Regions from separate parts of the Homo sapiens genome. Here region 2 is linked to region 1. Evidence: read pairs that join two places in POLR2A ChIA-PET (ENCODE). Cell type or tissue: endothelial cell of umbilical vein. All regions are shown on one strand. Each heading gives the region's core, and the rest is flanking DNA. Links, peaks and the distances in the headings are about the cores only.

Region 1 (11,968 bases), core at 782-8,781:
TGCTCAGTGAACGGGGCGGTGCCTACCATTGCAGCTGAGCATCATTGCAGGTGGGCAGAGCCCACTGTGTCAGCCACCTGGTTTTAAGATGAGGACACGGAGAGGGGAAATGAATTCCCTAAGATTATTCAGTGAGTTAGCAAGAGATGCGAATAGAGTGGGGGTCTGCAGAAGCCAGTGGGCTGACTGCTACCCAGCTTGGGGTGGGGTGGGGGCATCCAGCCAGAACTGGTCCTGTTCTCATGAGACGGGTTTGAGTGGAGAGCAGGCTGGAGGCTGTCCCCAGGGAGCTTGAGGCTGTGAGACATGCCAGCTCCCTCTGACATCCCCCTGTCTTTACCAGCCCTGACCATGTACTCGATCAGGATGGAGAATTCGACCTGGATGAGACCATGGATGTGGCCAGGCACGTGGAGGAACTCTTACGCCGACCAATGGACAGTCTTGACTCCCGCCTCTCGCCCCCTGCCGGTCTTTTCACCTCTGCCAGAGGCTCCCTCTCATGAATGTTTGAATCCCACGCTTCTCTTTGGAAACAATATGCAATGTGAAGCGGTCGTGTTGTGAGTTTAGTAAGGCTGTGTACACTGACACCTTTGCAGGCATGCATGTGCTTGTGTGTGTGTGTGTGTGTGTGTCCTTGTGCATGAGCTACGCCTGCCTCCCCTGTGCAGTCCTGGGATGTGGCTGCAGCAGCGGTGGCCTCTTTTCAGATCATGGCATCCAAGAGTGCGCCGAGTCTGTCTCTGTCATGGTAGAGACCGAGCCTCTGTCACTGCAGGCACTCAATGCAGCCAGACCTATTCCTCCTGGGCCCCTCATCTGCTCAGCAGCTATTTGAATGAGATGATTCAGAAGGGGAGGGGAGACAGGTAACGTCTGTAAGCTGAAGTTTCACTCCGGAGTGAGAAGCTTTGCCCTCCTAAGAGAGAGAGACAGAGAGACAGAGAGAGAGAAAGAGAGAGTGTGTGGGTCTATGTAAATGCATCTGTCCTCATGTGTTGATGTAACCGATTCATCTCTCAGAAGGGAGGCTGGGGTTCATTTTCGAGTAGTATTTTATACTTTAGTGAACGTGGACTCCAGACTCTCTGTGAACCCTATGAGAGCGCGTCTGGGCCCGGCCATGTCCTTAGCACAGGGGGGCCGCCGGTTTGAGTGAGGGTTTCTGAGCTGCTCTGAATTAGTCCTTGCTTGGCTGCTTGGCCTTGGGCTTCATTCAAGTCTATGATGCTGTTGCCCACGTTTCCCGGGATATATATTCTCTCCCCTCCGTTGGGCCCCAGCCTTCTTTGCTTGCCTCTCTGTTTGTAACCTTGTCGACAAAGAGGTAGAAAAGATTGGGTCTAGGATATGGTGGGTGGACAGGGGCCCCGGGACTTGGAGGGTTGGTCCTCTTGCCTCCTGGAAAAAACAAAAACAAAAAACTGCAGTGAAAGACAAGCTGCAAATCAGCCATGTGCTGCGTGCCTGTGGAATCTGGAGTGAGGGGTAAAAGCTGATCTGGTTTGACTCCGCTGGAGGTGGGGCCTGGAGCAGGCCTTGCGCTGTTGCGTAACTGGCTGTGTTCTGGTGAGGCCTTGCTCCCAACCCCACACGCTCCTCCCTCTGAGGCTGTAGGACTCGCAGTCAGGGGCAGCTGACCATGGAAGATTGAGAGCCCAAGGTTTAAACTTCTCTGAAGGGAGGTGGGGATGAGAAGAGGGGTTTTTTTGTACTTTGTACAAAGACCACACATTTGTGTAAACAGTGTTTTGGAATAAAATATTTTTTTCATAAATTTGCTGCTATGGCTCCTGGTTGGGGCGTTGGTGGCCTCCCTGGGTGATGGGAACCCCTGGAGCTGGTTGTTCTGTTCCTTCCCGCGTGCATGCCTGATGCTGTCATTTTTAGTCTTAAATTTTAACTCTGCCCGCTTTGCTGTGGTTTTCAGGGTGCTGGCCACCCCTGGAATACTGTCAATGCTTCTCAGAAGGGTAAGGAGCCAGTTTAGGGGGCACAGATTCCTTAAAAAGCAGGGGACTCGAGGTTTGGGGAAATGATGGAGATGGGCGCGGGTGGGCAGAACTCTGACCCAGGCTTCTCCTTAGCAGCTGCTGCTCCCAGCAGCCTCGAAGCTGGCGGCTGAGGGCCCGGCGCCAAGATGCTTCTCAACCCTCGGGGCCAGGGGCAGTCCCAGAGCCGCAACAACCGTCCCATCCTCCTCCTTCCCAGAGACCAGCAGGTGGCACCACGCGGCTGCGCTGTTTTCAGCTGGCTGCCGGCGACTGTGCGAGGCGGAGGTGCAGCAAGCGGGACCGGCTCGCCCCGGCTGGACCCCCGCACTGCCGGCTGCAGCCAGTCCCTGCTGTCGCTGGGGCCCTTGGGCTCAGGGACGCGCGCTCCCTGGGCGGGGCTGGGAGCCAGGTTTGCGGGCAGGTTCCTTCTGAGCTCAGAGCTCAAGCGAGGGAGAGGGGCGGCGCGTGGGCCCCAAGAGGGAGGTGCAGGGGGCCCAGAGCAGGGGGAAGGCGGGGGTGGGAGAAGAGAGGAGGGGAGGGGACGGGCAGGTGCCACCGCCCCAGGGGGCTAATCTGATCCATCTCTGCGAGGGAAGGTGCTCGCTCGTAGCTCCCAGGCGCGGTCTCCAGGGCGCTGGGGCACGTGTAGGGGTGGGGAGAAGCCCTGTGGGCGCCCGCGTAGCTGAGGTTGGGGCGCCTTTCCCTGCATTATCACCGCTGGCTGCCGGGGGCCCTGCAGCCACCACCGGGTGTCTGCGTGTTGTCCCCGCTGGGTGAACTGAAGGGAAAGTGATAAAGGAGCCAACTGTGGAAGGGGAGGCCTTGGTGCGGTGGGAGTATCTACCCCCCACCCCGCTTAGGTGGCTTATCTGACCCCAGACAGGACGAGGCCGCTCTGGGGGGTAGGAGGGGGCCGGGGAGGGAGGCCTCCACTCTGACACCTTTCTGCCGTTGGACTATTGACCTCCTGCTCCTCCAGGCACCCCTTACCTCCGGGCTGGTGGCTAACATAAGGGGGTTGGCGGGGGGGATTAAGGCAACCACCTCCTCTCAAGACCCTTTCCGGCCCTTATCCCAGGCCCCACCTGTGTGTGAGGCCCCCTCAGAACTTATGCAGGGGAAAAGGAAGCCTCCACCAGCCAAACAGAGCTGCCATGCTATCAGACGGTTCCTATATAACGTTTATTTCTGGAAGTTAAAGTAGATACAGCAATATACCAAAAAAAAAAAAAAAAAAAAAAGACAAAAAACCTCACAATAATATAAATTTTTACACTATGAAGTACACATTGGAATTTGAATGCAGTGGCCAGGACAGCAGCTTATAAACCACCTTATAGGTAGGTAAGCAACCCACGGGATTCCCTCGGCTGGGCTGGGGATGGGGAGGGGGCAGTGGACAGGAAGCGGGCAGGGCCTGAGGACCCTGTTCTTTAATGGGCCACAACAGGGCTCAGCTCCTCTCAGAACTTTTGCTACAATCAGAGTTAAGACCAGATACATGCTACCTAAGGCCATGAACTTGACAATATCTGCTCCAGAGAAGCCCTGAACCCTCGCCCTAGGTCCCTATGATTTAAACCCAATGGTAAGCCCAAGTCTCACCTTTCTAAATATTCTGTTTATCAGTTAAGCTTATTATGTACTGAAGAGTGTTGCTGGAGAAGTAAGAGCTCTGCATGACACATCAACTGTCTCCAGGCAGGAGGACTGGGGCGAACCCTGTTCATCTTAGAGAAGGTCGTCTCCCCCTTAATTCAGAGACCAGCTAATTTGATTTAACAAACAGAATTCCACAGAAACTCTGATCAGCTGAGGCAAGGTGGTTTTGAGTTGCCAAATCCGGCCATGCCTCTGAGTCAGAGGCAGCCCATCCAGCACGTGCTAGGTGTTCCCATACGCACAGGAGAGGCGAGCTAGCCAGCCAAGGCGGGCAGGCGGGGAGGCCCTCTAGCTGTTCTGCCTCACCTGTGGGGCCCCAGCAGGGAGGAGTCACCAGCCTCAGAGGGAGGCCAGGTATACACCCTCATACGAGGGCAGACTCAAGTTTATCAGTAAGCCTTTGCCCTGCATGAACTGAATGAAGACGCCATTACAAGTGCCACTGGATATCACCAAGAAACTGGCTAAGAACCATATTCCCTGAGCTCAACCAGACACGTCGCTGGGGCCCCATAGTGTGCATCATGTCCAACCTGTAACTCTCTCCCCCTCTTCTTCCATGAGGTCCTGAGACCAGGATTCCTAAAACAAACAGGATGAGGGACCTTTAGACACGCAAGGAGACATGCCTCTAGCAGGATCAGGGGGACTGGGGTCGGGAGGGTGGGGCAGGAAGGAAGCCAGAATCAGAAGTATCCCAGCCCTGATAAGGCACCCACAGAAACAACCTAGCCTCTGAAACAGCAGATCAAGTCCAGGGAGAAAGGGAGTCAAGGTTGTAAGCACCCTCTGCCCAGCCTTACTCACTAAAAGGCCAATACATTACAAAGGAAAATAAGTCTATTTATAAAAAAAAGTCTAAAATGCTTAGATTCTCCTTAAACCTTCCTATTTCAACACCAAAGGCCAGGTTGCAGCTTCAGATGTCTTAAGGGTTTGACCTGAAGCCCGTTTCAGGGATTATATAAATTACCAGCCTGAAGGAAGCTGAATGCTTAAAGCACCAAGGAGGCTGTTAACTGAAGTTTCTTTTTTTTTTTTTTTTTTTTGAGACAGAGTCTCAGACTGTCGCCCAGGATGGAGTGCAGTGTGCAGTGGTGCAATTTTGGCTCACTGCAACCTCCGCCTCTCAGGTTCAAGCGATTCTCCTGCCTCAGCCTCCCGAGTAGCTGGGACTACAGGCGCCCACCACCACACCCAGCTAATTTTTTGTACTTTTAGTAGAGACGGGGTTTCACCGTGTTAGCCAGGATGGTCTTGATCTCCTGACCTTATGATCCGCCTCGGCCTCCCAAAGTGCTGGGATTACAGGCGTGAGCCACCATGCCCGGCTGCTTAAGTTTCTTAAATACAGAAAGGCTATGCTGATACAGTGTTTTTTGCCCTTTAATTGTTATTATTTCTTAATTTAAAAAGAAACCTAGGGCTTAGATAGTCCTATCTTCTATTTGGATGTCAGCAAGGTTAAAAAGTGCAATGCCAGGAGTATGTAGCTATAGGTGGCCTGTGGCATTTGCTTACAGAAACAGGCAGAAGGATGCCGCAGGCACCAGGAGGCACTTGTCTAAGAACAACAACAACAATAACAAAAAGCTGCTGAGAAAGGAGGGCAGGGGAACAAAACAACACAAGACATTTCCTTTTTCTCCCTCTAGCCACCCCCCGCCACATCCCCTGATCATGGGTCTCAGAGAACACATCCTTATTTGCATTTAGATAAAAGCAGATCACCCACATTCACTCATTTCTCTATTTTTAAAAGTGCCCAGATTGCTCAAAGATAGCAGAAGTAGGAGATTAAAAAAAATCTGGAACCACAAAGTTAGTAGTTTCAGATGATCTGGGGTTTGGCTGTGTGAGGGGTGGCAGAATGCAGGTAGGCGCCTCAGTCGTATCTTTCTGCAGCTTCCGTTCTCAGCTCCTCACATGGGGGAGGTAGCGCACTCCGAGGTCAACTCCATGTCAAAGGTGAGGGACTCTGGAGGGACAGACAGGGAAAACTAGTTCAGTTGTCCACCCTCTGCAACTGGCAGGCCACGCCCCCAGCCCTTCAGAGGACAGGGCCCAGGCTACCACTGCTATCCAATCTCCTGCCCCTTAAGGCCCAGGGATGGTCAGAAAAGCCAGATTTACCCTCCTCCCTGGAGGACCCTGCCTCGGGAAGGGTCCTTTCTCATTCCCACCTTAACTGATTCCCAGAGCTCCATGTTTACAGAAGCTCTAAGGCTGTCCTGAGATCTTCTGCCCTTGATCTACTGTTTAATTCAGGAGCCCCGAGACACACGTGGCCACCAAGCATTTGAGATTTGGTTTGTCCAAACTGAGCTGTGCTGTGGCTGTCAAAAGCCCACTGGATTTTAAAGGCTTAGTATGAAAAAAAAGAATAAAAAAAGGTCTCAACTTTTTCTTTTTAGTTTAGTTTTGTTTATTTGAGATGGAGTCTCACTCTGTCGCCCAGGCTGGAGTGCAGTGGCACGATCTCTGCTCACTGCAACCTCCACCTCCCAGGCTCAAGCGATCCTCCCACCTCAGCTTCTTGAGTAGCTGGGATTACAGGTATGCGCCACCATGCCCAGCTAATTTTTATATTTTAGAGATTTTGGTCAGACTGGTCTCGAACTCCTGACCTCAAGTGATCCACCCACCTCGGCCTCCCAAAGTGCTGGGATTACAGGCATGAGCCACTCACCCAGCCTCAACTTTTTCTGAAATGTTAAATTGAGAGTATGTTGGATTTAGTGGGTTAAATAAAATATATTGTAAAAATTAAGTTCGTCTATTTCCAGTGTGGCTGCTAGAAGATTTATACTCACACATGTGGCATTCATACCATCTCTTTTGGAAAGCAAAGCTCTAGAATCTCCTACCATTCCGAGTGACCAGCTCTCGGTGTGTACATGTGAGAGCATCACACAAAGGGGACCAACTTCCCTTATAGGGACAAAGTCTGTCAACCAAATACTCACCAAACTGCCCTCCTGCTGAGGGTTCAGCACCTTCACCATTATTTCCAAACTGCATCAATGAATCTAAAGTGCGGGGGGACATCGGCAGGTCAATGGTATTGCTGCAGGTCGTTCTGTAGGAAATGGGGGGCAGCAGGAGGGGAAACGGGGGGTTGACAAGACACAATGGAAAAAAAAAAAAGAACAAAACACACACACACAAGCCATCAAACTCTGGTCTCCAACAGAAAAATAAAAGCTCAAGCTTTTTAAACACACAAGGTCACTTTGAGTACTAAACATAGCCCAGGGGCTTCCAACCTTTGGCAGATTAACTCTCACCCAGTGTCCCATTCCCAGGGATAACTGAGGATATTAGAAATGAAGGCAAAACGGGGAAAGGAAGCCACTTACGGTGTCACACAGATAAACTTGGTCTTCAGGTATGGGGCAGCGCCTGGGAAGAAGAAAACCAGTTTTCTTACTGACTGTGACTTCGCATTCAGTAAGCAGAGCTGGAGGAAGCCATCTGCCTCGGCAGGACTGATTTGAAACTCACTCATCCTCATGCCAAGATTGTCTGGAAAGCTCCATCTGCCCCTCAGGGTTGTCTGCCCTCATTTATACTATTTGATCTCCCAGGCACTAGCAGCTGTGAACTTCAGTTCTTTGCACAAAGCTGTCCTGAGCTGCAGAGACTTTTCAGCATAACCTTTTCCCACCTGACCCTAGACTAATGCCACCTTGTGTCCCTTCTTTCCCTAGATTATGTAAAAGTTTAACAGCCTCCACGTGGTCTGAGCATTCTATTCCGGCCTGGTCATATCTCTTAGATAACTTCTCTGCATGCAGGAACCGAGCCTGTGTAGTCTTTGCATGGTGTCCAGCCTAAATACCAATATCACCAAGTCTTTAAAGAACATGGAGACTGCTAATGCTTGTGGTTCCAAAGCCAAAGGTTATATCTCTTATTCCTACCAGCACTAATCTGGCCTCTACCACATTTTTGGATGAGGGCATGAGTAACTTTCTAGTTGGATAAATACGTCAATCAAAAAGCACCAAAGAGAATGTGACTTTGTAAGGCAGTACAATTGCTTCAACTAGAAGACCGGAGACCTGGGTCCAGGTACATCTTCAATAGCTAAGAGACCTGGAGCAAGGCATGGTCTCTCTCTTTTGTTGCTGTTGTTCTTATTGTTTTGAGACAGAGTCTCACTCTGTTGCCCAGGCTCAAGTGCAGTGGCACAATCTCGGTTACCGCAACCTCCTACTCCCAGGTCAAAACGATTCTCCTGCCTTAGGCTCCCAAGCAGCTGGGACTACAGGTGGCACCACCATGCCTGGCTAATTTTTGTCTTTTTTTTTTTTGAGACGGAGTCTTGCTCTCTTTCGCCCAGGTTGGAGTGCAGTAGCGCCATCTTGGCTCTCTACAACCTCTGCCTCCAGGGTTCAAGTGATTCTCCTTCATCAGCCTCCTGAGTAGCTGGATTACAGGCATCTGCCACCATGCCTAGCTAATTTTTTTTTTGTAATTTTAGTAGAGATGAGGTTTCACCATGTTGGCCAGGCTGGTCTTGAACTCCTGACCTCAGGTGATCCATCTGCCTCACCCTCCCAAAGTGCTGGATTACAAGTATGAGCTATCATGCCCAGCCTTGGCCACAATGCCCAGCCCATATTCTCTTTTATGTATAAAATAAGAGGGAGGGGGAAGACAAGGTGCCAATTTTCTATGAGCTTTGTCATTTATAATTCTTGTTCTACAGTTAGAAATGCGTTGACGGGAATAAAATGAATTTTAGATGCTGAATGCTTACACCAAGAGGTCAAGGAACCTTGGGGATACTGGCATGAAATCTGGGGAATTCAGGTGAACAAACCATTGAGAAGGCATGGGGCAGGGTGAGGTGGGCTGAGAACAGCACGGTCATAAAACATGAGGCTTAGACAGAACCTGAGGGATCAGAGAGCATGATGACCATGTGAAAGAAGGCACTGCAGAGTGGCTCTTGGGCTGCCATCTGAGTTTACTTTGGGCCAAGAAACTGATCAATTCAGTGCAGAATTCAAAGGAGCTACTGAGGCAAGACTCTAGTGTCTTATAAATCCAACTGTTTTGGCCCAGCCCTTAGGGAGCTGACACCCTAGACAGAAAAGGATTTAATTCTCCAGCATTCAAGATAGCTGAGGCCAGGCACAGTGGCTCATGCCTGTAATCCCTGCACTTTGGGAGGCTGAAGCAGGTGGATCACTTGAGGCCAGGAGTTCAAGACCAGCCTCACCAACATGGGGAAACCCTGTCTTTAATGAAATTACAAAAATAGCTGGGCGTGGTGGCACGCCTGTAATCCCAGCTACTCAGGAGGCTGAGACAGGAGAATCACTTGAACCTGGGAGGCAGAGGCTGAAGTGAGGTGAGATCGCACCACTGCACTCCAGCCTGGGTGACAGAGTGACAGACTGTCAAAACAAAACAAAAACAAAAACAAGGCTGGGCACTGTGGCTCACACCTATAATCCCAGCACTTTGGGAGGCCCAGGCGGGAAGATCACTTGAGGTCAGGGGTTCGAGACCAGCCTGGCCAACAGGGTGAAACCCGGTCTCTACTAAAAATCCAAAAATTAGCCAGGCATAGTGGTGCATGTCTGTAATCCCAGCTACTCAGGAGGCTGAGGTATGAGAATCTCTTGAACCTGGGAGGCAGAGGTTTCAGTGAAGCAAGATCGCGCCACTGCACTCCAGTCTGGACGATAGAGCGAGACTCAGGCTCAAAAAAAAAAAAAAAAAAAAAAAAAAAGCTGAGAAAAATGACTTCATTGTGTGGCTTTGTACAAGATTGTAAATGTACTTTATCTAATTTGTAAGTGGCTCCGAACCTCTCCCTCAAGCCATAAGGAAATGCTATGTGGGCTTCCAGTAGAGAAGGAAGAGAGAAGAGTCTTGGGAGGATAATCTAACCTGAGACCCTCATACCATAATACTCTTGTGATGGAAATAGAGAGGAAATGGTCACATGCTCATCGTCCTGAAGGCACCCATTTTAAAATAACACAGGGACACCCCCACACCCGTCACCACACTCACATGGAGTCCCTCAGGGCACACTCCTCTCAGCAAGGCAAGGCAAATTACTCAAGTAATTAGTTCCTTTCTCCTGATGAGTGCCTGGCCCCTGAGGAAACGCTGACATCGCTGGGCAGGAAAGGACCTGGCCTCCCAGCCCACAGGAAGGGCGATGGTAATGGAGGATGCAGCCTCAGACTGGGAGGTGGGACCTTGAAAGCAAAATGAGTCAAAAGGACCAGCCGTGGGACCCCAACGTCCTCTGCAGAAGGAACAAAGAGCCGTGTGGCAGGGGCTGATAAACAGATCTCCCAACTGAAGCACACATGCAAAGGGAGATAGGTGGCAGACAGGAAGTGAGTAACTCTTACAGCAGGAACAAGACTCAGGACCCCAACAAAGGAGAAAGGCAACGGTCAATTAGCTCCAACTCCCTCTTCCAAGCCCCATTCTGCCCCATCTCAAGAAATCCCTCAGAAGGAATTCCTAGGAAAAAGTGGGAGGGAAGTTGGTAGGTTTCTGTGTGTGTGCTATTTGGACAAAAATAGTTTTTTCAACAGCAACTAGGGCAAGGCGCCAACCCTAAAGGATCACATTAAAGAGCCCATCATTAGGCCAGGCACAGTGGCTCACGCCTGTAATCCCAGCACTTTGGGAGGCTGAAGTGGGCAGATCACCTGAGGTCAGGAGTTCGAGGCCAGCCTGGCCAACATGGCGAAACCCTTTCTCTACAAAAAATACAAAAATCAGCTGGGCATGGTGGCACAAGCCCATAATCCCAGCTACTCGGGAGGCTGAGGCAGGAGAATTGCTTGAACCGGGAGGTGGAGGTTGCAGTGAGCCGAGATGGTGCCACTGCACTCCAGCTTGGGTGATAGAGCAAGACTTAGTCTAAAAAAAAAAAAAAAAAAAAAGCCCATCATTGGCTTTATGATTACAGAAAGTTAAATCAAACAAAGAATGGCAAACCAGAGACTCCCCATCAAGACCTGCACAAAGAACCCAGAGAGTCAAAACAGCAAGTGCTGAAGGGGAACAGACAGGGCTACCCCCTCCACACTGAGGACAGCTGCAGAGATTACAGTTTTGTTTCGTTTTTTTCTTTCTCTTCTTTGTGTGTGTGTGTGTGTGTGTGTGTAGTGGGGTCTTGCTATGTTGCCAGGCTGGTCTTGAGTTCCTGGCCTCAAGTGATCCTCCTGCTTCAGCCTCCCAAAGTGCTAGGACTGCAGGTGTGAACCCCCATGCCCAGCTGAGATTACAGTATTTTTAATTTCTCTCTCTTTTTTTTTTTTTTTTTTTTGGTGAGTCAAGGTCTTGCTCTGTCACCCAGGCTGGAGTGCAGTGGTGCGATCATGGCTCACTGCAGCCTCAACCTCCTGGGCTTAAGCAATCCTCCCACCTCAGCCTCCCGAGTAGCTAGGACTACAGGCACAAACCACCACACGTGGCTAATTTAAAAAAAATTATTTTTGTATAGATAGGGTCTCACTATGTTGTCTAGGCTGTTCTCAAACTCCCAGGCTCAAGTGATCCTCCCGCCTGGGCCTCCCAAAGTGCTAGGACTATAGGCATGAGCCACTTCACCCAGCTAAAATAATTTATATATAACATATAAGTACATGTCCTCTTACACATTAAAATATACCTTATTTTCAATAGTTGCACACTCTAAATACTAATCCCTTGCCCCTCCACCCAGTCACTGTCTTCCCCTTCAAACGTGATGCTCCCAGCTCTTCTACTCTAGTGTAAACCATACTCCCATGCAGCTAATAATAATTTCCTCCAGAAACCCTTTCTTCAGACCATCTGGCACACTGACATGGTTCAGTTACAGGCAAAAAGCCATATGCTGGGCTGAAATCTGGGCCTCAAACCTTCTAGCATCTACTAAGAAGCACTGTGCCAGCAGGGCATCCTGTTAACTGCCCTCACTTTCCCTTCTCGTGTTTCAGGCATGTTTTGGGGGACGTATGTGTATTGATCCCCTCTTTATTTTTATTTTTTGACACAGTATCTCACTCTATCAGCCAGGCTGGAGTGCGGTGGCATGATCACCGCTCACTACAGCCTTGAACTCCTTGGCTCAGGTGATCCTCCCACCTCAGCCTCCCAAGTAGCTACGACTACAAATGCGTGCCACCACACCGGGTAATTTTTTTGGATTTTTTGTAGAGACGAGGTTTCACCATATTGCCCAGGCTGTATCCCCTCTTTAGACTCATGCACTCTCTGTGGAGCAGGAACTACACTACTCTAAGTGATTCTGATTCTCCTCTCAAATCCCATCGGTCACC
Region 2 (14,205 bases), core at 2,411-10,410, 270 kb after region 1:
AATATCCCTGACTATTTTGTTCCCCCAAAGTACCATCCTGATGGAGAGAAGCCTCCCTTGGGGGAGCACACTCTCACTTCAGTGACTGAGCTCAGAAATGGGCATCCAGCTGGTGGGAGGGGAGTGAGTGTCCTCTCTAAGGAGGCCTCTGAGCATCAGCCAGGCCACCCAGCATACAAATATAATTCAGGGGAGGGGAGCTGAGTTCTTCCCTTGCCCCATCACCTTAAGTGGGATGGGGAGAAAAAAACCTAAACCACAGTGACTCCCAAAAGGAGTCTCTGCCTCAGTGGCTCCTAGAACTGGCAGGGTCCAGCTGACTCAGCTCCGACTGGTCCAGAAGTTCAAAGTCATCCCCCTCAGCATCAGTGTCCAGGTCTGAACTGGGGGACCGGAGGAAGCCTCTCGTTGCTCTCTGGGCAGGTGCTCCAGAAGGGCCTGGTTGGGAGGCCCCTGACAAGGCCAGCTGAATCATACCCTGGGAGACCAGGCTGGCAAGGTTGCTGGTGAGGTTGGATCCTACAGGAAGAGCACCAAGCAGGAGCTCCGGCAGCGCAGCCTCGTCCCGGCTGGCAGGTGGGGCCTGGGGCTCCTCAGCCCCTGGCGGAGAACGGTACATCAAGCTGGGCATGCCAATGCTAGTGTCGTCCTCATCATCCAGGCCAGCAGGATCCATATTAATGGAAGGGAAGTCTGGAAGGTCTCTGGCAAAGGATTCCTCTGGATCACTGTGACCATCTAGGTCTGGTGGAATACAGAAGTGTCTGAGTCATGGCACCTACCTGGCCCTCCTGTGCCCCAGCCCCACATGACCAGATTTTTCCCACCCTGGCTTTCTCAGGGCGAAATAAACCCATGGGACTGGTATACCTTTCCCCTCCACTTATAGGTGGCTGTGATCTCTACACAATTCCCCCTCTCTTCTATGTCCCCTGTGAGGCTAGTGCCTGAGGCTACTAAGGGACTAAAGTCTTCAAGAAGGGCAGCAGTGCCATCCTGGCTGTAGCCACAGCACTCAGGCTGCTCTGCCGCCTGATCCATAGCTCAGAAAACAGGAGAGGGGCAAGCACCAGTATCCCCTCTGTTCAGGGAAGCTAAGAGGCAACAGTCAGAGCCATTATCAACTGAGGTCAAAGGCTCCCCTCACCTTCAGAGCCTTCCGTTAGAGGTGTTTGGCCCCTTGAAAGATTGAATGTGCCATTGTCTGTACAGGAGACTTCAGCGTCTGAGTGCTCAGAGTCTGTGATGGCCAATTCCCTGGCAACAGTAGAATCGTCCAGCTTAGGAAAAGACCAACAAATGTGAGATAATGCCATCAGGAACCAGGTGTAGTCACCAGGTACAGCTTTACTAATCAGCTAGCATTAGTTATCCGAAGGCCATCAAATCAATGTAACCAGGGATAGATGGTAACTTCCCGTTGAAAACTCCCTCTCCCCTTTATTTTTTTTTTAATCAATACATGTGAAAGTAACAACAACAAAAAAAATCTTGACCCCTTTTAGGCTGCTCTCCCAAAGAAAACACTCATTCATAACCTCTTAAGCACAGGAAGAAAAGCAGTCTTGGGGGAGTCAATTACCCACTTACTTTAAGGCAAATAATTGATCCAGAGATAATTTTTCAAAGTGGTAGGAGGATACACATACTGCACAGACCCAAGGGTGAACTGGGCTGTTTAAAAGATGATCATACTAGCTCCAGAAGTTCTTCCATAATGGTAGGGTAAAAAGAGATACGGAAGAGCGGTGCTGGGCATCAGGCTCTAATTGAGACCTAGGTTGATTACAGGAATGATATGATAAAGAAAAAAATTGAGATCTAGGAACAAAGTCTCACTTCTCTCCTTGTCTTGGGAACAAGGGGAGTCTAAGGCCTCAAACCTGGTTATGGCCTAAATGTGAGCTGTCGGATGGTTAAAAGGTAGCTAAAGAAAACTGGACAGTGAAGCAGCTCCCACACTCAAGATACCTGAGGACAGAAGGCAGCAAGCTCCTCTTCGCTGTCACTGTGGTTGTCCATGGCTCGTTCTGGGTGGAGAGCTCTGCGGCGTACTGTGGGAAGAGCACAAAGTCTTGCTTGATACCTTCTCCCAGCGTAAAATCCCCTTTGGACTTTAAAGACATAAAATCAGAACACAAAACAAAGAGCCTCTCTGAATCTGGCTCTAAGCCTACATAATAATAACAGAAGGCTGAGCTGCTGAGCCTAAATGCAAGGTGAGTTGAAAACACTGGAGAAAATATCTCAGCTTCCAACATCCTCTCCACCAGACCCTACATATTTCTTTTTTCTTTTGAGATGGAGTTTTGTTCTTGTTGCCCAGGCTGGAGTGCAATGGCGCGATCTCGGCTCACTGCAACCTCTGCCTCTTGGATTCAAGCAATACTCCTGTCTCAGCCTCCTGAGTAGCTGAGATTACAGGTGCTCACCATCACACCTGGCTAATATTTGTATTTTTAGTAGAGACGGGGTTTCATCATATTGGTCAAGCTGGTCTCGAACTCCTGACCTAAGGTGATCCGCCCACCTCAGCCTCCAAAAGTGCTGGGATTACAAGTGTGAGCCACTGCGCCCGGCCTGGCACACATTTCTATTCTGGTCAGATGATCAAATACCAGGCTTTGTCAACAACTCTCTGGATGGCTAAAGGCAGACCTAATGTCAAGGTGTTAAGTGGACATGATCAAAGAGAGGGCAAAAGGAGATGCACACCTTGTTAAATCAGACTTTTGAGGACTGGTATTATTCAACTGGCTGCCCCAAGGGGACTTGGGCCTTGGTGACCAAGTGCAGGGCTCTTTGAAGGCCAGGCCTCCATAAAACACAAAACCTGACAAGACCACACAAGGGAGGGAAAAGTTTGTACTACCATCATTGTGTTGCATGGATCTCAGGCTAGTACACTTACAACCTCTGAGGCAGCAGTTTTTAATCACCTTTGGGAGGCAGCTTTTACTAGTGAAGAGACCAGGCTTAGGAGTTGAAAGGATCTGCTCTGGGCTCAGCACGGTGGCTCACACCTGTAATCCCAACACTTTGGAACGCCAAGGCAGGAGGATCGCTTGAGCCCAGGAGTTCAGGATCAGCCTGGGCAACATGAGACCCCATCTCTACAAAAAAATTTAAAAATCAGATAGATGTGGTGACACATGCCTGTAGTCCCAGCTACTGAAGGGTTTGGCGGGGCTGAGTAGAAGGATCACTTGAGCCTGGGAGGTCAAGGGTGCAGTGAGCCATGATCATGCCACTGCACTCCAGCCTGGGAAACAGAATGAGACCCTGTCTCAAAAAAAAAAAAAAAAAAAAAACAAACCACAAATACTAGGAATTTATCTTCACTGTCTAGCTTTTATTCAACTTGAAAGAGCTTTTATCAGATAGGTTTAAAACGGGAGCCTAGGATTACAAATGATAAAAACTGGCAAGCCTGCACAGGTTTCCCTAGAACAGAATATCATTTTTACCTATCAATCCTCACCCCCACCAACTACCCCCGACTTCCACTTTTGAGGACCCACCCAGTATGTCAGACCTATGGGCTTCTCCTTTTCGCCCCAAATTGCGTAAGTGGAAAGAATGACACCATGACACTTACATTGTCTCTCTCTCTGCTTGGACATCATGTAGCCACGGACACTGAAGTCTAGCCGCTGCAGAGCTGGCTTCAGCCGCACATATGCTCGATCCCACAGTCGGTGGTACACAGCAAGGGGCCACATCATGACAGTGACAACTGTGAGGAGGCATGGGAAACAGTGACAAAATGGAGAAGGGGCTGCAAAAAACATTCCCAACTGTAGCGCTGCTATTGGTCCTTAGGGCTTGGACACAAAGTGTGGAACAGATCTGCCCAAGTCTGCCAGTCATCTTCACCAGTCTCCCCTACACATGAAGGAGTCTTTGAGGGCAGGGACTTCTACAGCCACCCACAAAGCCTACTGCAGGGTTGTGCACAGCACAGTATGCTGCTGACAGGCCAAGGGCAGAACCTGGCAATGGGTGTCACTGAGCCATAAATGGAAATTACACAACAAATCATGCGAGGTTTTGATATACAAAAGCCACAGGCATAAGTACTTAGTTCTTCCAGCCCCAAGCAAGCTGAGTACATGCCAACAGGAAGTAACTAAATTTACAAAACTATGCTCCAAGTGGGAAAAAAGTACTCTGGCATAAATAGAACCTAGCAGAGAAACCCCTAAGAGTTATGTTCTGCTGACAATACCCTGGCTCTAAAAATTCTCTCCTTAAACAGGGACAGGCAGTCCTTTATAGTTGGTAATACCAACAATATATGTTAGTGGACCCTCATCAATTTCTGACTTGGTAAGAAATGAACTTTGTATGTGGAGAGCCTGCTAAAGAAGGATATTTTCATGACACTAAACAGGTCATGAAAATATGCAAAGGTCATATCCTAGAGAATTGAAATATAACAGTCCTCTCCCCACACCTAGAGTTAGCCATAGTTGGAAAGCTATGAGCAGGGTATACTTTGTAGGGGAGGTATATGTCATACTTACGCATCAAGTAGGACAGCAGAAGCCCAGGGACGTAGCGGCCCAAGACAGCCAAAAAGGTCAGTATCCCACAGCTCAGCAAGCAGAACTGGGGAATCAAGAAAGAGTATTAAGTTTCTGTCACATGGCAGGGGACTGGGGTGGGTGTGAAGGGTTAGGGTAGAGATATGACAGAAAGACTCTGTAAGTCAAGCATGGACGTGCAGCCACTGTTGCATCCAAAGGTGATTCTGTTTGGGAAGAAAAGGAGCATGTCCCCTTCTATTCAAACTCCTTTTACATGGCTAACCCCATAGGGCTGCACCTTTCCTGCCAAGAAATTGGTTTGAATAGGACTTAGCCAAAAATTCTCTCTGAAAGCAATGTTGGTGGTGGTTTTTTAAGTCAACAGAAACACACACAAAACCCAAAAAAACACAACAACCTATCACATATTTAATATGACACAGAATGTACACAAGAAAGCTTTCTTTCCTATCTTGAAGCAAGAAAACGGCCTCATCTAAGTGGCAACCACACCAAATGAGCAGTCACCAAGCTCCTGTGTTAGTCCTAATGGCTGGTCAGAAGGCCTTTCCTATAGCTTCCTTTTGTCTCTATGAACATCATAGTCTTTACTTTCTTGAATGAAGACACATAGTAAAGGAGCTGTTTCAGTTTAGCATGAACTGAACTGAGAGGCCAGAGATGAAAGTGAAAAAGGGAAGAGTCTTACCTTGCCTGGGTTTTGCTTTTTGAAAAGCAAAACATTCCTTATGAAAATGGTCCCACTAACCCAGACTTCAGCTACATGGTGGCAGAGCTCGGGCACGCTGAGCAACCGAGGGTGCACAAAGCCCCAGCTATGGGAGAGAGAAGGGGGAGCTGTGAAAGGAGGGTGTTGAGGGTCCCCCCATCTTGCTGTGCAGGCAGCCAGTGCTTCCGGTTTTAAATGGGGTTTGGGGAGTGACTAGGCCCAGGTGCTTTGGAGGTGAAGCATGACTTTCTTCTTGGCTCACCAGGTTGAAATCTGAATTTAGGTACAAGGAGGACAAACTTGTTCTGACAACTCCACCCTATGAGCAAGCAGCCCAATCCACGTGTGTAAACCTGTCCCCAGCTCCAAGGCCCTTTGTGCTTAGAAACGTTTTCTTCCTTGCACTCAGACCATTCCAATTCCCTGTGATTGCAATCCAGGGATAAAAGTGAGCATAGTCTGACTGACACCACTGCTGCTAAGGGGGAGGAAATGGTGGATGTGCCCCTTAGAAAGAAAATAAATAAAGCAAAACCAAAATAAACCACAGCAGAGAAAATTCTTTGGATCAAACAAATGGAGTGGATGAACTGAGAAATGAAAGCAGGAGCTGTAAGACACAAGAGGAATCTTTGGCTTTGACTTGCTGATGCCAGGAACCAATGTGTTTTCTGACCGGGAACTTTAAATAGCCAGAGGTCACAGAAAACACTAAATGACCTGGTATAAAAGCCAGGAGACAAATGAAGTTAGCTGCCTTTAAGTTTTCTCACTGGGACTGAATAATGCAGCTGATTCCCTGGCATGTCAGGTTATGGGGCACTGTAATGCTTCTTTTTCAGAAACTTCTCTTGTAAAGATCAGAGGACACAGGCCATCTCAACATATTGCTGCCTGAACTTTAGGATGTGTTAAAATGATCATTTGGAACAGCCTAGGTTCTCAGTTTACACTGTGTGTCCAGAACATGGGGTTAACAACATGTAACCAGAATATTACAAGAGAATGAATCAGAGCAACAAAAAGGGATTTAATTAGTGTTCCATACCTCTCATTGTCTAATGCGTCGGGTCTTGGCACTACAATATTAAAACAAACACCAGCATTAGTTGGTAGGGAAAACTAAACATGAAAATGTTAGGCTGTTGGTCTGACAGCTCAAGTTTTAATAGGTTGGGGAAAAGAAAACAGTAATAGCCGATAAAAAAGGAGACACTGTGTTATACTGCCAGTTAGGGAGCTGCAGACAAGGGAATAATCACTTATGCCTACTCATTTTTCGAGGGGAAGGAAGGGAGGTCCAAATGGACTATTTGAGCCCCCTTCTAATGACCTCAGCTGAAAGCCAAGGTGTACAAGAAAAATGGTCCATCTCACCCCTTGAGTGTGTCTGGGATACCCATACACATCAATCTGTGCCAGGCTACACAAGGTACGTTGTAACAACTCCAACCCTAGAAATCCACCTGTTGTGTTTATTTTTTTTGAGACAGAGTCTTCTCGCTCTGTTGCCCAGCCTGGAGTGCAGTGGCACGATCTTGGCTCACTGCAAGCTCCGCCTCCCATTCTTCTGCCTCAGCCTCCTGAGTAGCTGGGACTACAGGCACCCACCACAATGCCCGGCTAATTTTTTTTTTTTTTGGAGACAGGGTCTTGCTCTGTAGCCCAGGCTGGAGTGCAGTGGCGTGATCTCAGCTCACTCAGCCTCCCGAGTAACTGGGATTACAGGCACACGCCACCATACCTGGCTAATTTTTGTGTTTTTAGTAGAGATGGGGTTTCACCATGTTGGCCAGGCTGCTCTCGAACTCCTCCACCTCCCAAAGTGCTGGCATCACAGGCGTGAGCTACCGTACCCAGCCGAAATCTGCCTGTTCTCTTTATTTTTTTGAGACAGAATCTCACTCTGTCACCCAGGCTGGAATGCAGTGGCACGATCTTGGCTCACTACAACCTCCACCTCTGGTGTTCAAGCAATTCTCCTGCCTCAGCCTCCCAAGTAGCTGGGATTATAGGCACCTGCCACCACGCCTGGCTATTTTTGTGTTTTTAGTAGAGACAGGTTTTTGCTATGTTGGCCAGGCTGGTCTTGAACTCCTGACTTCAGGTGATCCACCCACCATAGCCTCCCTAAAGTGCTGGAATTACAGGTGTGAGCCACCACACCCAGCCTGCCTGTTCTCTTTAAAAAGAGACCCAGAGCTAGGTGTAGTGATGCTCACTTATAGTTCTGCCTCCTTGGGGGGCTGAGGCAGGAGGATCACTTGAGCCCAGGAGTTCAAGTCCATCCTGGGAAACACAGTGAGACCCTGTCTCTAACCAAAAAAAAAAAAAAATGGGGAGACCCATTATCTACCTGAATGATGTATAAGTCTTTTGAGATTCACCAGCCATTAGATAGGCAGATGAACTACACGATTCCTTGAAGTCTCTATAAAATATGATGGGCATGTATTTAAAACCTGTATACTCTGGTTTGAATATCTTGCCAACACTTCAAAATTAACCTGCCTAAAATCTACATCAGTTTTCCTCTCTCACCCCTTCAAACCAACTTTCCTGTCTGCCTTTGCCTGCTAAGTGTAATGCCATTCTGCCACTCTCTTAGCTTTAACCCCCATCCACTTATGTCTTTTATTATACATATATAACAATTATTATTTTCTGAGACAGGTGTCGCCCTGTTGTCTTGGCTGGAGTACAGTGGTGCGATCACGGCTCACTGCAGCCTCAACCTCCAGGGCTCAAGGGATCTTCCCACTTCAGCCTCCCAAGTAGCTGGGGACCACAGGTGCACACCACCATGCCTGGGTAATTTTTTTATTTTTTGTAGAGACAAGGTTTCGCCACGTTGTCCAGGCCGGTCTCAAATTCCTTGGCTCAAGCAATTCTCCTGCCTTGGCCTCCCAAAGTGCTGAGATCACAGGCATGATCCACTGCACCTGGCCCCAACTATTTATGTCTTGATCTTCCTTATTCACAGCTCTCCAGGCCATCCATCATTTGTATTCACTGAGGCCTCTCTGACTACTTCTCACAAAGACACTGCCACAGTCTCCTAACAGGTCATCCTGTTCCACTTTTCCTCCTTCCATGTGGTCCTAAAAATGCTACTAAATTAATCTTTATTATCGGCTGGGCGTGGTGGCCCACGCAGGTAATCCCAGCACTTTGGAAGGCCAAGGCACGCGGATCACTTGAGGTCAGGAGTTCAAGACCAGCCTGGCCAACATGGCGAAACCCCATTTCTACTAAAAATACCAAAAAAATTAGCTGGGCGTAGTGGTGCACGCCTGTCGTCCCAGCTACTCAGGAGACTGAGGCAGGAGAATCATCTGAACCTGGGAGGTGGAGGTTGCAGCGAGCCAAGATCGCGCCACTGCACTCCAGCCTGAGCAACAAAGTGAGATTCTGTCTCAAAAAAAATTTTTTTTACTTAGCTGGGTGTGGTGGTATGCACCTGTAGTCCCAGCTAATTGGGAGACTGAGGTGGGAGGATCACTTAAGCCCAGGGATTTGAGGTTGCAGTGAGCTATGATCATGCCACTGTACTCCAAAACCTGGACAACACAGTGAGACCTAGTTTGTTAAAAAATAAGAATAGGGCTGGGCGCGGTGACTCACGTCTGTAATCCCAGTACTTTGGAAGGCTGAGGCGGGCAGATCATCTGAGGTTGGGAGTTCAAGACCAGCCTGACCAACATGGAGAAACCCCATCTATAGAAAAAATACAAAAATTAGCTGGACATGGTGGCAAGTGCCTATAGTCCCAGCTGCTCAGGTGGCTAAGGTGGGAGAATTGCTGGAGCCCGGAAGGTTGAGGCCACAGTGAGCCATGATTGCGCCACTGCACTCCAGCCTGGGTGACAGACCAAGACTCTGTCTGAAAAAAAAGAATGCGCCAGGTGCGGTGCCTCACGCCTGTAATCCCAGCACTTTGGGAGGCCTAGGCGGGTGGATCACCTGAGGTCAGAAGTTCGAGACCAGCCTGGCCAACATGGTAAAACCCCGTCTCTAACAAAAATACAAAAATTAGCCAGGCATGGTGGTGCGTGCCTGTAATCCCAGCTACTAGCAGGGCTGAAGCAGGAGGATCACTTGAACCTGGGAGGCGGAGGTTGCAGTGAGCCAAGATCATGCCACTGCAGTCCAGCCTGGCCAACAGAGTGAGACTCCGTCTCAAAAGAAAAGAAAAGAAAAGAAACCAACAAAAAACCTAATCCCAACATACTTTCAGTTTTATTTCCTAGCACTCCCTTTAATGAACCTTCATCCTGGCCATATGATCAATTCTCTGATGTCAGGAAATGCTTTGCAACTTCTGGTTCCTCAGACTAATCAAGCCACTGGACTCTCTAGAAACAGACTTTTTTCTCAATCTGTTCAAATCTTTTGCTTTGTTCCACTCTCAGGCTAGGGAAAAAATACATGCTAAGTATACTAATCACATACTGCACTGTGACATCTGTGGTGCTGGTCTATAATTGTCACTTAATTTTTCATTTGTTTATGTATGTATTAGCTTTTTAAAAAGACACCACATGTCATGGTACTTTCTTTTTTTTTTTTTTTGAGACTGAGTTTTGCTCTTGTCACCGAGGCTGGAGTGCAGTGGCACGATCTCGGCTCACTGCAACCTCCGCCTCCCAGGTTCAAGTGATTCTCCTGCCTCAGCCTCCTTAGTGGCTGAGATTACAGGTATGCATCACCATGCCCAGCTAATTTTTTGTATTTTTATTAGACGGGGTTTCATCATGTTGGCCAGGCTGGGCTCGAACTCCTGACCTCAGGTGATCCACCCGCCTCGGACTCCCAAAGTGCAGGGGTTACTAATAGGCGTTAGCCACTGCGCCCGGCCATCATGGTACTTTCTATAAGTCACAATTGCCTAGCCTAGTGTTTTGCAAATGAGCAATGTAAAAGGAATTCCTGAGAGGTACTGCCTCAATAAAGATGCAGTGTCCAATAACGATAATTTATTATTTTTCATTTGAGGACTACTTATTCCTCAGGCCATTATGTTGGCAAAAATAACTCAGGTGGTGAGTACAGATTTCCTGTGCTTAGTAACAATGGGAAGGGCAGAACCCAGCTCTAAGGAACCATAATTGGGGCACAAGCCCTTCAAGTGCCTCCTAAAGCAAATGATTCAGACTTCAAAAGACAGTCCCCAGCTCCATACACCTCCTCATAAACCCCTAATACTAAAGGTACAAATTATAGGAAAGGCCATCTTCAGTTCAGATTGTTCTAAATGCTACCAAACTCACCTTTTATTTCAGGCCAGATTTTGTTCTTCCATTGATCAATACACACAATGATCATCAAGCCAAATGCAAGTAAAAACACAAGACGAAGAGATGTCAGGGCAAAAAACCTACAGAGGAAGAAAAACAGAAGAAAGATCATTTACCTAGTTATCCTAATTTCAGAAAAGGCCACGTGTGTACGATGGGCTCTGTGGTAAACAGACTTGAGGTCTAGCTTTTTTTGTTCTGACACTTAACTAGTTATACACCTAGGGTAAATCATTTAAACCTTCTGGACCTTAACTACTCTACCTATGGGGCAGAGAAAATAATTTGCTGCTGTAAAGGCAGAGGACTAAATCAAATAACCTCTTAAAGCTCCTTCTGCTTTCCAGTCTATATCTCTATTAATTTCACGGAGAAATTCATCCTTGATAACAAGTTGTTATAATGAAAGCAAACATCTTTCTACCAAATTAGACCCTAGTGTAGGGCAACAAACTGACAGAGATGCACTCAAGAGCATTTAATTCAATTACATATCTTTTTACAGATCTAGGAACTGAGGCCTGAAAAATATTTGATTAAGGTCACACAGAAAGTTGGCATAAAAGCTATATTGAAAAGCAAGTTCTGGCCAGGCACAGTGGCTCAAGCCTGTAATCCCAGCACTTTGGGAGGCTGAGACAGGTGGATCACCTGAGGTCGGGAGTTTGAGGCCAGCCTGGCCAACATGGTGAAACTCCGTATCTACCAAAAATACAAAAATTAGCCGGGTGTGGTGGTGTGCACCTGTAATCCCAGCTACCTGGGAGGCTGAGGCATGCCTGTAATCCCAACTACCTGGGAGGCTGAAGCACGAGAATTGCTAGAACCCAAGAGGCGGAGGTTACAGTGAGCCAAGATCATGCCACTGCACTCCAGCCTGGGCAACAGAGTGAGACTCTGTCTCAAAATAAATAAATAAATAAAAGCAAGTTCTCCAGAATTAACACAAATGCTTCTCAAACTCTTCCAAAAAACCAAAAAAAGGAAACACTTCTTGATTTATTTTGTGAGGCCAGCATTATCCTGATACCAAAGCCAAAGACACAATAAAACTGTAGACCAATATTCCTTATGAATATAGATGTAAAAATCTTCAATAAAATACTAGCAAGTTAAATTCAGCAGCATATTAAAAGTATTATACACCATGAACAAATGAGATTTATCCCAAGACTGCAAGGGCGGTTTAACATACAAAAAAATCAGTAAGTGTAAGGCATCACATCAATAAGGTAAAGGAAAAGCTAGTTCTTATTTGAAGGAATCAACCATAAAAAAATTTTGAGGCCAGGCGTGGTGGTTCAAGCCTGTAATCCCAGCACTTTGGGAGGCAGAGGCGGGCAGATCTTGAGGTCAGGAGATCGAGACCATCCTGGTTAATATGGTGAAACCCTGTCTCTACTAAAAATACAAAAAAATTAGCTGGGCATGGTGGCGGGCGCCTGTAGTCCCAGCTGCTCGGGAGGCTGAGACGAGAATGGCGTGAACCTGGGAGGCGGAGCTTGCAGTGAGCCAAGATCGCGCCACTGCACTCCAGCCTGGGCGACAGAGCAAGACTCCGTCTCAAAAAAAAAAAAAAAAAAAAAAATTGAACAATCTGAGAAATCTGACATTGAGAACACATCTAATGATACTAAGGAATTTTTTTCTTTTAGATGCTAAGTGTTAAGGTAGTTATTTTTTTCAGATCTATTTTGGTTTAATATTAAATGAGGAAATTCAGAAACACAGATTAGTACAGATAGCATAAATGCTACACTCTGGGTCATTTTTTCCCTTTTTTCCCCCTAAGTAACATGTGATGTGAACATGAACTATAGAGCCCTGGCCAGGTGTGGTGGCTCATGCCTGTAATCCCAGCACTTTGGGAGGCTGAGGCAGGCAGACTGCTTGAGCTCAGGAGCTCGAGACAAGCCTCGGCAACATGGGGAAACACCATCTCTAAAAACAAATACAAAAAATGAGCTGAGCATGGTGGCGCGCTTGCGGTCCCAGTTACCTGGGGGACTGCGTCACAAGAATTGCTAGCCTCGGAGGTAGAGGTTGCAGTGAGCGGAGATCGCACCACTGCACCTCCAGCCTGGGTAACGGAGTGAGATTCTGGTCTCAAAAAAACAAATATTGGAGCCAATATGAAAATCATGTATAGATTAGAACAGAATATAAATAGCATTTCACAGTATTCCGAAAAGACTAGGCATGGTGGCTGACGCCTGTAATTCCAACACTTTGGGAGGCCAAGGTGGGCAGATCACCTGAGGTTAGGAGTTCAAAACCAGCCTGGACAACATGGCGAAACCCTGTCTCTACTAAAAGTACAAAAATTAGCCAGGTGCAGTGGCGTGCCTGTAGTCCCAGCTACTCGGGAGGGTGAGGCAGGAGAATCGCCTGAACCTGGGAGGTGGAGGTTGCAGTGAGCTGAGATCGCGCCACTGTACTCCAGACTGGGAGACAAAGCAAGACTCCATTTCAAAATAAAGGCTGGGCGCGGTGGCTCACGCCTGTAATCCCAGCACTTTGAGAGGCTGAGGCGGGCAGATCACGAGGTCAGGAGATCGAGACCATCCTGGCTAACTCGTTGAAACCCTATCTCTACTAAAAATACAAAAAATAAAAAAATTAGCCGGGCATGGTGGCAGGTGCCTGTAGTCCCAGCTACTCGGGAGGCTGAGGCAGGAGAATGGCGTGAACCTGCGAGGCGGAGCTTGCAGTGAGCTGAGATTGCGCTACTGCACTCCAGGCTGGGCGACAGAGTGGAACTCCGTCTCAAAATAAATACATACATACATACGTTTATCCGGCTGTACATTTGAATATACATACATAAATGGGGGACTGGCCTAAGGAACTTTACGTTTTGTTTGTAGATTTTTTTTTTTACTTTTTTTTTTTTTTTTTTTTGAGACGGAGTTTCACTCTTGTTGCCCAGGCTGGAGTGCAATGGCGCGATCTTGGCTCACTGCAACCTCCACCTTCTGGTTGAAGCGATTCTCCTGCCTCAGCCTCCCGAGTAGCTGGGACTACATGCATGCACCACCACGTCCAGCTAATTTTTTTTGTATTTTTAGTAGAGACGGGGTTTCACCATGTTGGCCAGGATGGTCTCGATCTCTTGACCTCGTGATCTGCCTGCCTCAGCCTCCCAAAGTGCTGGGATTACAGGCATGAGCCACTGCGCCTGGCCTTTTGTACTTTTTTTTTGAGACGGAATTTTTTGAGACACCATATTGGCTAGGCTGGTCTTGAACTCCCTGACCTCGTGATCCTACCTTGGCCTCCCAAAGTGCTGGGATTACAGACATGAGCCACCGCACTCTGGCCCTTTTTTTTTTCTTCAGAGTCTTGCTCTTGTGACCCAGGCTGGAGTGCAGTGGCACGATCTCAGTTCACTGCAACCTCTGCCTCCCAGGTTCAAGCAATTCTCCTGCCTCAGCCTCCCAAGTAGCTGGGATTACAGGTGTGAGGCATGACACCTGGCCATAATTTTTAAAAATAACATTTTAAAATCATACAAAGAATGAGGGATGGACGGGAACAAGAACTCAGAAATCCAGTCACCAATGACAACCCTATTTCTTTCTTTCTTTTTTTTTTTTTTTTTTGAGACGGAGTCTCTCTCTTGGTCGCCCAGGCTGGAGTGCAATGGCAT

What was found. ChIA-PET counts read pairs that join two places held together with the same protein. Peaks named below come from ENCODE experiments on the same cell type or tissue, not always from the same donor. Only the 100,000 strongest peaks of a DNase experiment are listed, where the experiment ranks them.
Region 2: POLR2A ChIA-PET joins it to region 1 with 5 read pairs; 4 of 35 experiments call an interaction of 5 or more read pairs at or near these places.

What each region holds. Positions count from the first base shown.
Region 1 is chr17:42,310,164-42,322,131 of GRCh38, forward strand. It overlaps STAT5A (signal transducer and activator of transcription 5A), which reads left to right. Exons shown (of 19, transcript NM_001288718.2): 19 at 344-1,780. The coding sequence ends at 506. STAT3 (signal transducer and activator of transcription 3) reads right to left here. Exons shown (of 24, transcript NM_139276.3): 22 at 7,019-7,061; 23 at 6,626-6,738; 24 at 3,161-5,637. The coding sequence ends at 5,582. Among named protein-coding and RNA genes, the nearest start is that of STAT5A, 28 kb to the left of the region's middle. RefSeq lists an enhancer at 728-777 and silencers at 2,030-2,169, 2,240-2,339, 2,460-2,619. In endothelial cell of umbilical vein, for the core only: a CTCF peak has its summit at 2,208 (motif pointing right); a DNase peak (open chromatin) is centred at 2,228; H3K27ac peaks cover 1,945 bases.
Region 2 is chr17:42,581,527-42,595,731 of GRCh38, forward strand. It overlaps RETREG3 (reticulophagy regulator family member 3), which reads right to left. Exons shown (of 9, transcript NM_178126.4): 2 at 10,530-10,636; 3 at 6,308-6,338; 4 at 5,239-5,365; 5 at 4,527-4,611; 6 at 3,599-3,736; 7 at 1,972-2,054; 8 at 1,148-1,280; 9 at 1-744. The coding sequence ends at 287. Among named protein-coding and RNA genes, the nearest start is that of PSMC3IP, 11 kb to the left of the region's middle. In endothelial cell of umbilical vein, for the core only: no CTCF peak of the experiment used is centred there; no DNase peak of the experiment used is centred there.